Linked DNA regions of Homo sapiens: region 2 is linked to region 1. A link is a loop called in an ENCODE intact Hi-C map of the cell type or tissue named here. Cell type or tissue: IMR-90. All regions are shown on one strand.

The links. Peaks named below come from ENCODE experiments on the same cell type or tissue, not always from the same donor. Only the 100,000 strongest peaks of a DNase experiment are listed, where the experiment ranks them.
Region 2: it touches region 1 in a loop (4-fold over the local background); 2 of 110 quality-filtered maps call a loop at or near these places.

What each region holds. Positions count from the first base shown.
Region 1 is chr7:93,249,227-93,257,226 of GRCh38, reverse strand. It overlaps VPS50 (VPS50 subunit of EARP/GARPII complex), which reads right to left. Exons shown (of 28, transcript NM_017667.4): 3 at 4,452-4,574; 4 at 3,296-3,367; 5 at 665-718. Among named protein-coding and RNA genes, the nearest start is that of VPS50, 21 kb to the right of the region's middle. In IMR-90, no CTCF peak of the experiment used is centred here; no DNase peak of the experiment used is centred here.
Region 2 is chr7:93,303,052-93,311,051 of GRCh38, reverse strand. VPS50 (VPS50 subunit of EARP/GARPII complex) reads right to left here. Exons shown (of 28, transcript NM_017667.4): 17 at 7,502-7,592; 18 at 5,048-5,224; 19 at 2,110-2,228. Among named protein-coding and RNA genes, the nearest start is that of VPS50, 75 kb to the right of the region's middle. In IMR-90, no CTCF peak of the experiment used is centred here; a DNase peak (open chromatin) is centred at 3,531.

The DNA.
Region 1 (8,000 bases):
AATTATTTAAAATGACTACTTGTAACTGATTTTCACAATGACAGATGACAAAATATTTAGTCAGTATTGCTTGTAAGGAAATCTAGACCCAACTTCTTGTAGACAGGAATAAACAAATACCAGTAATATATCTGTTTAAATTCCTACCCAAGAGAACTTCACAAGGTAATTAAAGGATATGACAAATATGATTTCTGTTTACTAAGATGCTTTGACAATGAAAGTCGTCATCTGAACATTGGTAGACATTTCAATGGATTTTGAAGGCTCTGATTTTCCGATGAAAACACAGATTCAGTTAGACAGTACCAATTTTATCATATTTTAAAGCCAGATTGTTATATTGCCAATGAGTGGTCAATATTGGTGAATCTATTTGTTTAAATGTTAATGGGAGCAATTTTCACTGGCTCTTCTAAAGTTTGAAAAACCCAAGAGATCACTTTAGAATCATATATAAAAACCCTTCGCTTCTTCAGTTTGGTAAATTACCCCAAAAGAAAAAGAAAAATATACATACATACATATACACAAACACACCCAAAAACAGTCAATATGCTGCTACAGAATTATTGACAAAAAATACAATATTTTAACAGTTTCAAGTGTAAATCACTCAAACATTTAAAAATTCTACTACAAAAAATAACAAATATTATCCTACCTTTACATAAGCAGGCTGTTTTTCAAGGATTAAATCTGCCACTTTTTTAGATACCTATAAGAAGATGTAATCAAACAAAGGAAATAAAAGAACAAACTTCATGCTTTCTATGATATTTTATATTTGAATTTTTAAAAGAATATTCCATAGATCTCCCCAATAACTTTGGGAGCAGATATTGGCATACTATGGCCATACACATTTCCCTGGGCTATGAAATTAGTAAAAGAGGTAATATAATAAAGCACATAGCACAGGTCCTGGTCCTTAACAGAAACTCAATAAATGGTCATTATTATTGTTAATAATATGTGTATCATTATCTGATTTAAGTAACATTAACCAAAAAGTGTAACCATCTTTAAGGGAATAGGATTTGATTGAAAAAGATGAAATTGTTAAGCAGATTTTTAATCAACTGAATTTATGGCGACAATATCTGGGAAAAAGAACTTGCTTGTATCCTTTAGATCCTTTATGTTGCCTAAGAAGACAAGCAAGTAGTTTGGTCCTCCACTTCTGAAAAGCTGAAAACATGTTTTTTGGAACGCTATGAAGATATCTAAGGTTGTGTGTATTGTTCTATGAATAATATTAACGTATGCAAGTTAGAAGTATAATGATTTTTGAACATGAGGCTCTAATTCCACCATTTCAGGGTCTCTGCCAACTTCACTAACAGAGATAGCACATGAGGCATGAAGCAGGACACACAGAAGGTATTTAGGGAGTTTGCTCCAGAAACACAACTGGCTCCCCTTCCCCAGGCCAACTGAGAACAAAACATTGAACACCCACTACACTACTGCATTAATCCTTTCACATTTTCTTAATCTGCTTCAAGCATCTTTGAAATTACGTACATTAATTTTTAGATACACTCATTGTTTTTGTCTAGAAAGAGGGATTCCATTAAGGTTAAGAAAATCAAATTTTAAATGGCTTTTAGACTTTAATTAATGAAGAAATATCAATGTTAATCCTAAATATCATTTTAAGAATTCCAAAGGTTCCACAGGATTGTCTACTAATAGAGAGTACTGGTCCGTGGCCTGTGGGGAACCAGGCTACACAGCAGGAAGTGAGTGGCAGGTGAGCAAGCGAAGCTTCATCTGTATTTACAGCCGCTCCCCATCACTTGCATTACAACCTGAGCTCCACCTCTCATCAGATCAGCGGTGGCATTAGATTCTCATAAGAGCTCTAACTCCATCCCTACTGTGAACTGCACATGCAAGGAATCTAGGTTGTGTGCTCCTTATGAGACTCTAATGCCTGATGATCTGTCACTGTCTCCCATCAGATGGGACCGTCTAACTGCAGGAAAACAAGCTCAGGGATTCCACTGATTCTACATTATGCTGAGTTGTATAATTATTTCATTATATATTATGATGTAACCATAATAGAAATAAAATACACAATAAATGAAATGCACTTGAATCATTCTGAAACCATCCCTACCCCACCCCTGCCAGTCCATAGAAAAATTGTCTTCCACAAAACTGGTCCCTGGTGCCAAAAGAATTGGCAACCACTGCTCTAGAGCTCAAATCCCTTCTCCTGCCCAAGACTGCCCTATACCACCACTGCTACCTCCAAGCAGACCCTAGCACCCACTGAGACTTCTGAGTGTAATAGAAAAGTATACCTTCCTTTGTTTGACAGTTGCATTATTAAAAATCATATCTTAAATTCAAACCGATAAACTTATTACTACTGGTCCTTTTGTTGAAAAAAATTAATACACATGCTACCATTAATTAATCCCTACAGTAGAGTTTGAATTTCATAAAGTGGGTTTAGCCTAACATAAAGAAATTATACAATCAGAGAATTTTACCGCATTAAAGAAAATGCAAGCCTATCACTTTACTGATAAACAAAAGGGAGTCACTGAGGTTAAATGATTTACTCAACATCATAATTAGTGACTACAATTCAGACTTTCTGAATCTCAGGGGGACATTAATTCTGAGAGAATACTCCATTACAGGGCCAGGCAAAGTGGCTTGCGGCTCTAATTCCAGTGCTTTGGGAGGCTGAGACAGGAGAATCGCTTGGGCCCCAGAGTTCAAGACCAGCCTGGGCAACAGTGAGATGTCATCTCTACAAAACGTTAAAAAAATAGCCAGACTAGTGGCACATGCCTGTAATCCCAACTACTCAGGAGGCTGAGGTGAGAGGATTATTTGAGTCCAGGAGGGAGAGGCTGCAGTGAGCCATGATCGTGCAATCGCACTCTAGCCTGGGCAACAGAGCAAGACCCTGTCTCAAAAAACAAAAAGGAATACTCAGTTACAAAACTATGGGTAGGGAAATCATACGTCTATGACAAGGAGCCTAAAGGTACTTACTAATCTAAAACAAAGTTCAAAGTTCTTTGATCACATTTAGGATTCCAGAGAGAAAATTCCAAGTTCTAGAAGTAAATCTACCAAGGTAACATAAGGAAAACCATACGCATTAAATTTTTAATGTAAATGCATCATTTGAATCAGTCATGTTAAATAACAAGATTTGTTTCTATGTTAATTGTTAGTTAAAACCATAAATCTGCAAACATTATACCTCTCTGTTGTGTTTCATCTAGAGTTTTGCCAGAAAGAAATGTGTTTTTTTTTTACTTACTGCAGCTTGCTGTTGTTTCAATTTGTCTCTATACGCCTCTAATTCTTGCAAATTGAGAACAGGTGGAAGCTTCTACAGAAAAAAATTCATGAAAGAAGAGGAAAAAATAAATTGTTTAATTTGGTTTCATTTACCTGGACCCTTCTGACTAGTGAACTACAAACTGTGCATACAAAACAGTGTCACATCCCACTGCCCTCCATGCCACCTGTCCTCCCAACCTCCCTCCTAGGTTCCAACCACAAAAGCCTATACATCTTTAGTACACAGCCCTCTGGTTCCACCCCTCATTCAGCCTTGTTACCCCCACTGCTGCTGCTCTGCCTTCTGAGAAACCCCACTACCACTGGGGACTCTGGACCCTAGGCCGACAGACACTGCTGCCACGGCCTGTGACAGGAGAATGTGAGACAGTAACTAACCTAACCCCAACTCTACCATCCACAGATATATCTCTATTTGTTTATGATAGAACTCAAAACAGATTTCTCCTCTGGAATATTACAAACCATAAGTACTACTGTGTGACAGTTGTTGGACTACATTCTGGATTACATCAGCTTTCAGAGGACAGTATGGGAAACTAACCAAAAAATGCATACCATATACAGGGAAACAATCTCAGTCAACTGACTGATGAAACTTCAAACTGAGCTGGGGACTGACTGTGAATAATGCATATAAAGTATATATGCATACAGCATTTGGTTGTATCTAAGACTAAATTTCACTATTCTGACTTTCGTTAAAGTTCTTATAAATTTAAAATGTCAGTATTATAAACACTATGGCATAAGAATTTTTATCATCACTAAACAATTATGTAAATACATATTTTGTAATTAAAAGTCTGAGCTTCTCTAAACATAGATACTATAAAATAGGATAGAAACAGCATACTAACACATTAAATACTAACAATTGAAAACCAAAAATACAGAAATGTTTCCCTGAACGGTTGTATTTAAAGTTACATTCAAAAAATAATAATTTCATCGCCAAACAATGCTGACAGTTGATTTAATCACAATGTGGTAATCACAGACCTATTCTGGTACCAAAAATACATAAATGCCTCAAAAAAGTATTCAAATCTCATAAATCCAATCACTGAACAAAACAGGCCTTAGTTATGTTTTAATGAAATTCTGTTTACCTCCAGCTCATATTTAACAATATCAAATGAATCCACAGAAAAATATACTTGTTCAATACTATTAATAAGCTCTTGTTCAGCTTGAGGGTCACTTGGCTGTTCTCGAAGTTCCCTGAATTCTTCCTTTAAGAAAAAAAAATCACAATTATAGTAATTGTAGCTGTTAAAATTATATCTGCATGGAAATAAATGATCATTTGTCTTAACAGTCACATCTACCTGGAACGATTCTGACCAAGGATACAAACCAACAGAAATCAGAAAAGTTCACAGGAAATTAGGAACTAGCCGACCATTAACACTAACAACTACAGAAGAAAACTAGCCAGTTTGAATATTTAGATTTTATTCTCAATTCCTTGCACATCAACAAGGTTGATAAAAATTTTAATGTCCAACAAAAGAAAAAAAAGTGACTACCTAAACATATCATACATACATATCACAGATATATAAATTTTACTATTTAATAATATTCTAAAATCTGTCTCACCACAGATAATAAGGGAAGAACACCTCAATAACTTCTGGGTCACAATCAACTTTGGAGTCCTGAATAGAAGACATCAACCCTGCTAAAAAAATCTCAGTACTCAGCTAAGAAACAGTGGCTCCAGAAAAGGTTCACAAATTTAGTTCTGTAATACTATGAGGCTTCCTTCAAAGTGGATTGCTGTTACAATTAATGATCTGATTATGAAGCTAAACTTCTCTATATGATAAAATGCTTTCTTTCTAATGATACAGAATGGAGGTTCTGTGGATTTGAAGAACAGCATGACAGACAAATCCCTAAACCCAATGTCAGCATCCCTATCCTATGCAATTTCACTGCATAATCAGATAAAGCTTCAGTTAACTAGTAAATTTTTACAATTCAGATACCCACTCCCCTGCCACACTAGTTAATCAAGACATTATAGACATATCACAAGTTAGCCATTTGATTTTTAATTCAAATTAACCTCAAATACATTTATATACACAAAAAGGAACTATTGTTTTAAATCATTTTCAGTAATTAAAATAACACAATAAAAATACTAAGGAAATGTACAAAAATTATCTGGTCAGTTAAAGAACAGTATATTTTTCTTTTTTCACTTTTTATGATACTTTGAGTTCTGGGGTACATGTGCAGAATGTGCAGGTTTGTTACATAGGTATACACATGCCATCGTGGTTTGCTGCACCCATCAACTCATCATCTACATTAGGTATTTCTCCTAATGCTATCCCTCCCCTAGCCCCCCACCCCCCAATAAGCCCCAGTGTGTGACGTTCCCCTCTATGTGTTCTCATTGTTCAACTCCCACTTATAAGTGAGAACATGCAGTGTTTGGTTTTCTATTCTTGTGTTAGTTTGCTGTGAATGACGCTTTCCAGCTTCATCCATGTACTTGCAAAGGACATGAACTCATCCTTTTTTATGGCTGCATATATTACAAGGTATATATGTGCCACATTTTCTTTATACAGTCTATCCTTGATGGGCATTTGGGTTGCTTCCAAGTCTCTGCTATTGTGAATAGTGCCGCAATAAACATGCGTGTGCATGTATCTGTATAGAATGATCTATAATCCTTTGGGTATATACCCAATAATGAGACTGCTCGGTCAAATGGTATTTCTAGTTCTAGATCCTTGAGGAATTGCCACACTGTCTTCCACAATGGTTGAACTAATTTACACTCCCAGCAACAGTGTAAAAGCATTCTTATTTCTCCACATCCTCTCCAGCATCTGTTGTTTCCTGACTTTTTAATGATCGCCATTCTAACTGGCGTGAAATGGTATCTCATTGTGGTTTTGATTTGGATTTCCCTAATGACCAGGGATGATGAGCTTTTTTTCATATGTTTGTTGGCTTCTTTTGAGAAGTGTCTGTTTATATCCCTCACCCACTTTTTGATGGGGTTGTTTTTTTCTTGTAAATTTGTTTAATTTCTTTGTAGATTCTGGATATTAGCTCTTTGTCAGATGGATAGATTGCAAACATTTTCTCCCATTCTGTAGGTTGCCTTTTCACTCTGATGGTAATTTCTTTTGCTGTGCAGAAGCTCTTTAGTTTAATCAGATCCCATTTGTCTATTTTGGTTTTTGTTGCCATTGCTTTTGGCATCTTAGTCATGAAGTCTTTGCCCATGCCTATGTCCTGAATGGTATTGCCTAGGTTTTCTTCTAGGGTTTTTATAGTTTTAGGTCTTACATTTAAGTCTTTAATCCATCTTGGGTTAACTTTTGTATAAGGTGTAAAGAAGGGATCCAGCTTTCTGCATATGGCTAGCCAATTTTCCCAGCACCATTTATTAAATAGGGACTCCTTTCCCCATTGCTTGTTTTTGTCAGGTTTGTGAAAGATCAAAGAACAGTATATTTTTCAAATAGAGACATTCTAGATTATTTTATTGCAGGGCATATTTTTTATTTGTAAGAAGAGCCTTGCTCAGATATCTTTTAGAGTTTAACTTATATTTTGTATTTGTAAAACTAACTATAAAATTATTCCCTATTAGTAATTTCAAGCCAAAAAAATAGAACAAATCTAAAACTCAAGAAAATGTTGACTGTTTAAATGTAAAGTTCCAATAAACTTAAAAGAGAAGGCAAACTCATAAATATCAAACCTGAATAATCAAATATGCTTGGAAAAGAAAATCCCTCTTCTGTGCTAACTCATAAAATACACCGAGAAAAAAAGGTCAATGACATAGCTATCACTGAGTCAGCGTGCAATCAGTTACTATGATTGCAGTAAGAAATCCAGGGTCCCAACAGTGGGAACTACATTCCTGAAGGGGTTTATCTACAACACAGGAATCCATTTAGCACCCTGGACAGTGGTGCTGCCGCACAGACTTGGTTAAAACTCACACGTGTGGAAGGGAAGGTTACCAACTAGCCTATCAACAGGCAGCCTCCATGCATCCAATTGAAATATGAAATGAAAGTCAGAAATGAAATGGAAGAGGAGGTCTGCACTTCCTGGAAATCTCTTTCCCTAAAAGTCCACAGGCATTTGAAATATCAGCTTCATATACTGTAAGCTGAGGGAGGGGAGGAAATGAGGCCCAAGTGAGGACATGGCAACACTGCCTCCCTAGGAATTCTGCAGTCTGCAGCAACATGAGCAAATAAATGCAGTTGATACCATTCAAGACAAAATATTTGAAGATTACAAAAACTGCTACGATTTTTTTAAATCAGAAATAGAGCCAAGCCAGAAATTCAAATAGACTGCAACAATTGAGTACTTTCATCTTAAAAGCATAAATGTCAATGACATATAACACCATGCTGAGGTTCTCCATATAGTACCTAATTGATTGATAAGAAGGTAAAGATACTTGGATTTTTAGCTGCAATTCCATCATTAACCCTCGGCAACTTAGTCTCTTCATGCCTAGTTTTTTTTTCACCTGTAAAGGGCAAACATGCATTCTCTCTCTCTCTTTCTCTCTCTCTCTCTCTGTGTCTCTCTCAAAATGACAGTGAAACAAATATCCGAAGTTATTAAGAATGCCAAAGAAAAAACATAATTTATAAGTA
Region 2 (8,000 bases), 54 kb before region 1:
GCATTAGGTAAAGATATAGAAATTAACTTCTTATAAAATTTACAATCCATAAGGGAAATAAGTAAGCAAAAAAATAAAGTACCATAATGCATTTCTTCGATTATAAAACATTATCAACCACTAAAAAAGCTACATCTCTTTAAAAAACTGATTTTCCAGGATAATAATACATCTAGGTGCAAATGTACTGTTTCTTGATTTCAGAAACTTATGAAAAAATACCCTCCTAAGAACGTGAATTAAGTACAGAATATTGATGGCAGTATTTGGGGTTACGGGGCAGCATAAGGTTCAAAAGAAAAGTAAAAGCTATATGGTCAGCACAGAAAAAAGGGCCGGCATAAAATAGGGTCAGAGATAAGAGAGAACAGAGTGCGCTCAGAAAAGTACAAGGAGTTCACCACGTTCGCATGTAGAAGAAGTGAACAGAGGGAAAAGTGACAAGAAAGGAGGCAAGTAAAGGCCAGATATCTCTGAAAGCAATCAAACCTGAGGGATATGAACCTTATCTTGAACACAGTGGTGAGTCACTAAAAGCTAAGCAGAAAAACAGCATGATTAAATTTGTAACTATGAAAAAAAAAACCCCTAAATTTAGATCTAAGAGTTGTTTGGAATGGGGCAAGCCTAGAGACAAGAATCCAAGGTAAAGGAGTTGATTTAATAATCTGGCACAGAGATAACTTTGGCATAAACTAGAATGGTAGTGGTAAAATACAAGAAAAATTGGTCAATTCAAGAGACACAAGTTAGAACTGATAATATCTATTAATTTATTGGCTTCAGTTACTAATTTGTTCAATTCAAACTTCTTAAGGGTAAAAAGTTTAGGGGGCTCCAGTAACCCTACCAAAAATGGAGGTATATACACATGTACTGGCAGACACTATCTTACTTGTACATTTCAATTCAAATAGACCTTTCCTTTTGGCCAAAATATTCCCAAAACACATCTAATAAAGAATTCCAACAAAATAGTTCTATTCAGTTCACAGTAGATCATGCTGACACTTAATATCATACATACGCAAAAACCAATAGAACAAATTTTTTCAATTAAAATAGCTACAACTACGTGAATTGCTCACTTTTGAAAACAGAATTATTTCAGTCGAGATTTCAAGTTAAACAGTATTAAATAGGTAGCTTAGGGTTAAACGATAAGAATATACTTATCATTAAGAATCTATCATTAAGAAATCTATCATTAAGCAAAAAGTATATCTATAGTCACTAAATGTATGATAGTCATGAAATCAAGTCATTTTAACATTCCAGAATCAGGCCCATTTAACTGGCAAAAGGTAAGAAAAAATTCTCTTATAATTATCATAGTTTTGAAGAGGTCAGTTTATCATAAAACAAAACTCAACCACTAATAGGACACCTTGATAGAAGGTTCAAATAGTGAACAAAAATGACATAGGGGAAATAAGTGGCGACTTTCTGTGTTTATAAGATTGAAGCAAGAACTCCACATACAAAACAAATGACCATTTTCTCCTTGAGGATTTTTATTTATCTATGTAAAGCATAAATGGCCACCAAAGGCAGGATTGATTTTATAAATCTAAAGGCTTTTTCCTCTGCAAAAACTAATCTCTTTGATTATGCCCAATATTTTCAACAAGATAATAAAGTAATTTTAACAGATTTAAACAAATCACTAACTTTGTGATACCATAAAAAAGGAACTAGAATCTTGCTACAAAAAGCAATGTCAAACAAACTGTATAACTCAAAGGAAAGCTACATTAACACTAGCCACTTAAAAGTTTTTAAATGGCTAAATCAATTTCTTTTTTGACACATTAACAATCCAGTTCACAGTTAGATGAACTGATCTGTGAGATACCAGCAAAGGTTTTGCAAGGCAGAACTTTTCATATAACTATTTTAGTTTTCCTGAAATTCAGTTATGAAATGTTAAGAGGAACAACACATTTTTAGCCTTCCAGGAATCATTTTTTAAAACATACTAACTTCTGTCAGGTGACATTATAAGTACCAAAAAAAATAATTTTTGTTTCTTCTTAACCTTAAAGGAAATCCTATATGTTAAGAGCACAAGATAAAATGCTAAATACCACACAATTTAAGAACAATCACCTTTTCACAGGACCATCTCCTGTCTGCTCATCCACATAGTCTCGTTTGAGTTCCTCAGGAACATCACTGTCACTGTCATACTCTTGATAGGCACTCTTTTCTTGTTCATCAGATTCATACTGAAGAAAACACAGGTTATTAAAAAATGAGTATAAAGGGCCTCTTTTCGTGGGGTGTCTCAACACAGTGAAAGTACTCAGTTTTATAAGAAACAGCTAAATACAAGAAAATTCTTAATTTAGCTTTAATGTTGTCACCAAGAATCTAATTATTCTTCCATTGTCTTCATCATTCTACCTCAATCAGCACAAAAGAAAAATATTACACCTATAAAAGCTTGAAAATGTGCAACAAAATCAAATCGCCATAAACCAAAACCTAACAAACATTCCACTAGGCCTAAAGAGTATACATTCGCATTTTTTTTTCTTAAAGTCTCTCAGAAGTTTCACCATACTTATTTCCAATTTGCTAATAAAACTCATTAAAAAGAGGTTCAGTATCCAATTCTGGCATTCTGGAAGTATTACTTCAGCTTAATAAACACATGCAACACACATGCTGATGTTCTAATTCACTATAAAATTTAATTCCGAGGGCAGCTTAGAAAATTAAGCTTAGAACACAGGGACCTGCTGAGAATGAGGACAAAAATGGTGGATTTACTCTTGAGACAAAGGGTGTCTTCCTAACATTTTCATCATCTTTATGGCACCATGGCCCAATGCCAGCATGGGAAAGACAGTGGAATTCATGCACACAGTAAAGGAAGCAGTGACAGCACTTTCATCATCATCATCATCATCATCATCATCATCATCATCTATTAATGTCATAGATTAATACGATTAAATGGCTAACATTAATATCATTAAGTAATAGCTAACACTGAGTTTTTAACCAAGTATTATGCTAAGTGCTTTCATGAATTATCTCATTTAATCATACAGACACTTCTATGAGGAAGTTTTATCTCCACATGACAGTTGAGGAAACCAGTATGATAACAACATGGAAAGAATTTAGCCCCCTAATTCAACAACTATTTTTTGAGAGTCTGTTAATAAAAAGCACTATGAAAGGTCGTATTTAAATGTGGACCCTGATTCTCAAGGACATAAGTTGCACCTGGAAAGATCAGATCACACATTAATAACTGCAAACAAGCCTTACAGGTACTCCTTTATACTTATACACAATGTGATCCTGATGCTATGCAGAAAGGTATTCTACATAAACTAGGATGTCCTGATTACAACAACAGAGGTTTGTGACCACACCGTATCATAGATACTCATTATTTGAGGATTCAATGTTTGCAAATTTGCCTACTCACTGAAATTTATTTGTAACCCTAAAGTCAATACTTCTGATATTTTTGGAGTCAGTCATAAACGTGCAGAACAGTGAAAACTTTGAGTCATCCAACATGCATGTTCCCAGCTGAATACAAACAAGGCATGCTCTGCCTTCTTGCTTAGGCTCTCATACTATAAACAAGTTTCCTTTTCTTGACCTATTTAGTGCCAAGTGCTTTGTATTTTTGTGCTTTTTGTTGGTGATTTAACTGTTTAGAATGCCACTGCAAGTGTTGCGTTGAAGTGCTGTCTAGTGTTTCTAAGTACAAGAAGGCTGTGATGTGCCTGAGAAACAAAATATGTGTGTCTGATAAGCTTCATTTAGGCAAGAGTTACAGCGTTGTTGGCTATGAATTCAGATTATGTACTGATGGGCTGATAAACATGTCGTAACCCGAGGCTCACAGGAACCTAATCCTATATTTGCTCTGGGAGTAATGGTTCAGTATTTGCTAATTTAGTATTCACAGCAACTTTATAGAACACACTGCTGCAAATAATGAGAATCAAATGCTATCTAAGTTTTAATTAATGAATCACTTTTATAGAGAGATATATTATTCCAAAATAATTGGAATGACTTTAAATTCCTCTCGGTTAAGCCAACTTCACAGAGGCAAAATGTCACAAAGAATCACTGAATCATAATTTTAAATATGGCTTACTATGAAACAATTTAAACTTAATGAATTTTGTCTTCACCAAATGAAAAATAAATTCTAAAACTAACATAAAATATAAAGACAAATCCTTCAACATATTTTGTCACATCTGAATGGTTTTCACTTTAGCTTCATCAAATCAAAAATAAAAATCATATTGGGTCATTATGGAAATTATGAAGATCAGAAGAAACCATCAAACAAAATATTAAGTCAAGTAAAATACTGTGAAAACACCATGCAGGAACTGTGAAGCAAGCATTCCTCTCCCTGTAAATATGGAGAAACTGAGGGTCACAAAGTTAAAATAATTTGCCAAGGGCCACACAGCTGATAAATAATAAAGATGATATTCATTATTTGCCTTCAAATCCTTTCCACTAACTCACACTACGTCTAGTTAATATTGTTTTTGAGGTCCTCAAAGTGTTGTTAAAACATTGTACTTCTAAATCTCAAAAAATATCCCTGCCAGGCAACTATGCAAGACATTACCACTTTCTCTTAGATAAAGGGACATGGAACAAAATGAATCAGTGACCCATAAAGGGTGTCGAGAAAAAGGGTAGATGATATCTATTCCGTCATCTCACAATATATCACATAATATTCACATAATATATCACGTAAATATTCAGTGAAGAAATTACACTACTACTTGATTAGCAACCTGATAAGAACATCATGTAATAAGAACATAAAGCAAACATAAAGGGAAAATTTACTATTCAAGAGGACAAGGTCAACAAAGCATATTGTAAAGTCATCATCTATAAATGTAATAGCATAGGTACATTAAGTATACAGGCAGGCAGGGTGGTAGTAAATGGATACGTAAATGTAGTGAATTGCCTTGTTCATTGAGTAGAACAGTTTTAAATAAAAAAAACTCACTTATGTTTCACATACACCACATACCCCATTAGAAGCTAAGACATCTTCTGTTTCTTCATCTTTGTGGTTGGCCTGAATTTCAAATGGATTCCCACCACTACAGTACTGCTCAAACAAGGTCACTGTTTTTGAAGAAGTTGAGACTGGCTGTTTACTAGGTGAAACTGATGGGGAGCGAGACTGTTCCATGAATTTAAATTCCTAGATGTTAAAAAAGGAGCCAGATACCCTTTAGCAACAATAAAATTCTAGTACATAAACCGAATCCCTCAATATACATGTAGAGTTAGTAGAAAAACAACATCTTGATCTTCAGTTTATTGACTTTTAAATCTTTCAAGTTATCTAAAAGCACAAACTTGGAAATACACATCTAAAGGTTTTCCTAAAGACAACTCAGTGAATGGTATCACTTAAAACAGTATCATCTGCATCAAGCTACTTTTGGCTTCCTTTAAGAAACTGCAGAGATCATTTTTTAAAATAGCTTAAGAAATCTGAATGATGTCTTCTAAAAATTTTAACAGAACAGCAAAAATCCTAATCAATAAAGTCATTTATGAAAACTAATTGTTAAACACTTCTCTTTTTCATATGCTTGCACCACTTAAGATATTCTGTACAAATACATCAGAAATAAAGTATGAAGTACATATCTGTGTTACATTGACGCCTACAAACTTTCATTTACTTTTCGCTATATACCAAGAAACAGACAACACAAACATATATGCCAAAGTCATATGATGTGTCTTCTACTCCTAGCTAAGCTAAAGAGTTGTAAGACCCAGTCTAAGTCATGCATTAACCACATGAGGAAACTGAGGCAGTCTGAAGGGATTCAGTGCAAAGTTCAACATCACACAGCTAATTAGAGGAAAAGTTGGAATAATCTCTAAAGTTCCTTTGAATTACAAAAATCTTGATTTAATGATTTATCACAAAATTTAACAAACATTTTTCTTTTATCTAAACAGAATAATCCCAAATTTAAATTTATTCATTTTCAATGATATTCTTCAAAGGTATTCTTAAAATTCTTGAAAGGTACATTGGCTTGTTGTATTAAATGATATATGTGTTTATTTTCCTTTTGCATTTCAACTATACATTTAATCATATATATTATAATGCCTAAGAATCATGCCATTATTTTTATAATTCTAAATAAGGAGTGAATATACATCAATGAGACTAATTTTTAGAAAATCAAATCCACATGAATGCATGTCAGGTGAACACTAAGCTGTGAATAGTTTTCAAGGTAACTACTTTAAAGGAGATAATGTTCACCTAGATGGGAATGCTTCAACATGCCTTTTTTAAAAAACATGTCTTACAATTATACTAAGTTTGACAACGTGACAGCACACACACACAGTCTGATGGTTAAAAAGGAGTTCAAATAAAATTATTTAATAGATATTCTAAAATTTATGTTAAACTTAGAATTCTAAATGATGTTAAGGAATTACCTTAAATCTTTGAGAATTCTTAAATCCTATGTTAATTTAATGTTAATGCTTATGTTAATACTAATTAACATTAACATTAATTTTGCTGTCTTTAAAGCATTTATTAATTGCTATGTTCCAGGGTTTTTAATATTTCTATAATAGGAAAACAATATAATAAAACTGGATAAGAAGCTATTATACAATATGAGCATAAAGACAATCCCTATCAAAAAAAAACTTGTAATTATGTATTCTTTACATTTATCCAGAATAAGAAAATTGCTTTCTAGAAAGCCACTCCTTCCAAAGGCAGAAACTAAACACACCATACTTTCTGAACAAGGATCTAACTATATGCACTGCATTTTGACACTTGATATTTCCAGAACACAATCTTTCACACAAGAATATTTATCTACAATGTGTTTCAACCAAGGGAAAAATCAAACCAATTAAAGACTTTTTCAAAGACTGCTTATTCTGTAAGTATTCCAGGAATTGATTAACTAATACAAATTAGTTAAGAGTATTTTTTATAAGTGCCTCTTTTATTTCTGAGGCATTTTTTCATTACAGGCAAATTTAAGAATTGCAGCACAAATTAGGAACCTACTAGTCCCTTTAAGAAATGAAAAATATTCTACAAATATAAATAAGCATTTGTATTAAACTATGCCAAAATATAGCTAATTGATTATCTGCAAAACTTAAATACAGCAGTCACCCTTTTCTGAATTCAAAACAAACAAAAAATATCATTTTAACTGTAACTCTTTTTAGGCAAAAGAGATTTCCTAAAGTATGTAAACTGAATTTTGTAAGACTGATTTTTCGCAACCATAAAAGGATCATTCCTTTAAAAAGAGGCTGGCTACTAATGACTTTCAAGGAAGGAAGATAAGAAACTGCTCCTTAATTTATTTTATAAATGTTTTCATATATTTCTGGATTTTTTTTTTCAAAAAAAAGGGTAAAATACATTACTAAAAGACAGATTTCTTTGTTCTTAAGAAACACTTACATGAAGTTGCAAGATGCTGAAATTTGACTTAACAGGACAAAGTTCCCAAGTCTCATTCTCTAAGAACATTCTCAGTTCATCGAGCCGTGTTCTTAAAAAAAGAAAATGAACACTCCAAAAAGTGAGAAGAAAAGTACACCGCACACAAGAATTGAGGAAATAATGTACAATACAAATAATTATAGGATTATTGTCATGATCATAATCAACTTTGAGAACCCATTCTGATTAACACAGTAAACAGAAATGTTTACTTTTATTAGTTAATATCTTATCATCCTTGAGAGAAAAACTCTCTCAAATGTTTACTAAACTAAGTATTTTTACTATATTGCAAAAGTAATGCATAGGAAATGACAGTTTTATTAGAGGACTAAATTAAAAGCTTGTCTCCAACTCACATACTTAAAATATCCTTAGCTGATTATATATTGATGCTAAAACATCAAGAAAAAATTTACAGATTATATGAGATCATAAATACCAACATATTATGTTA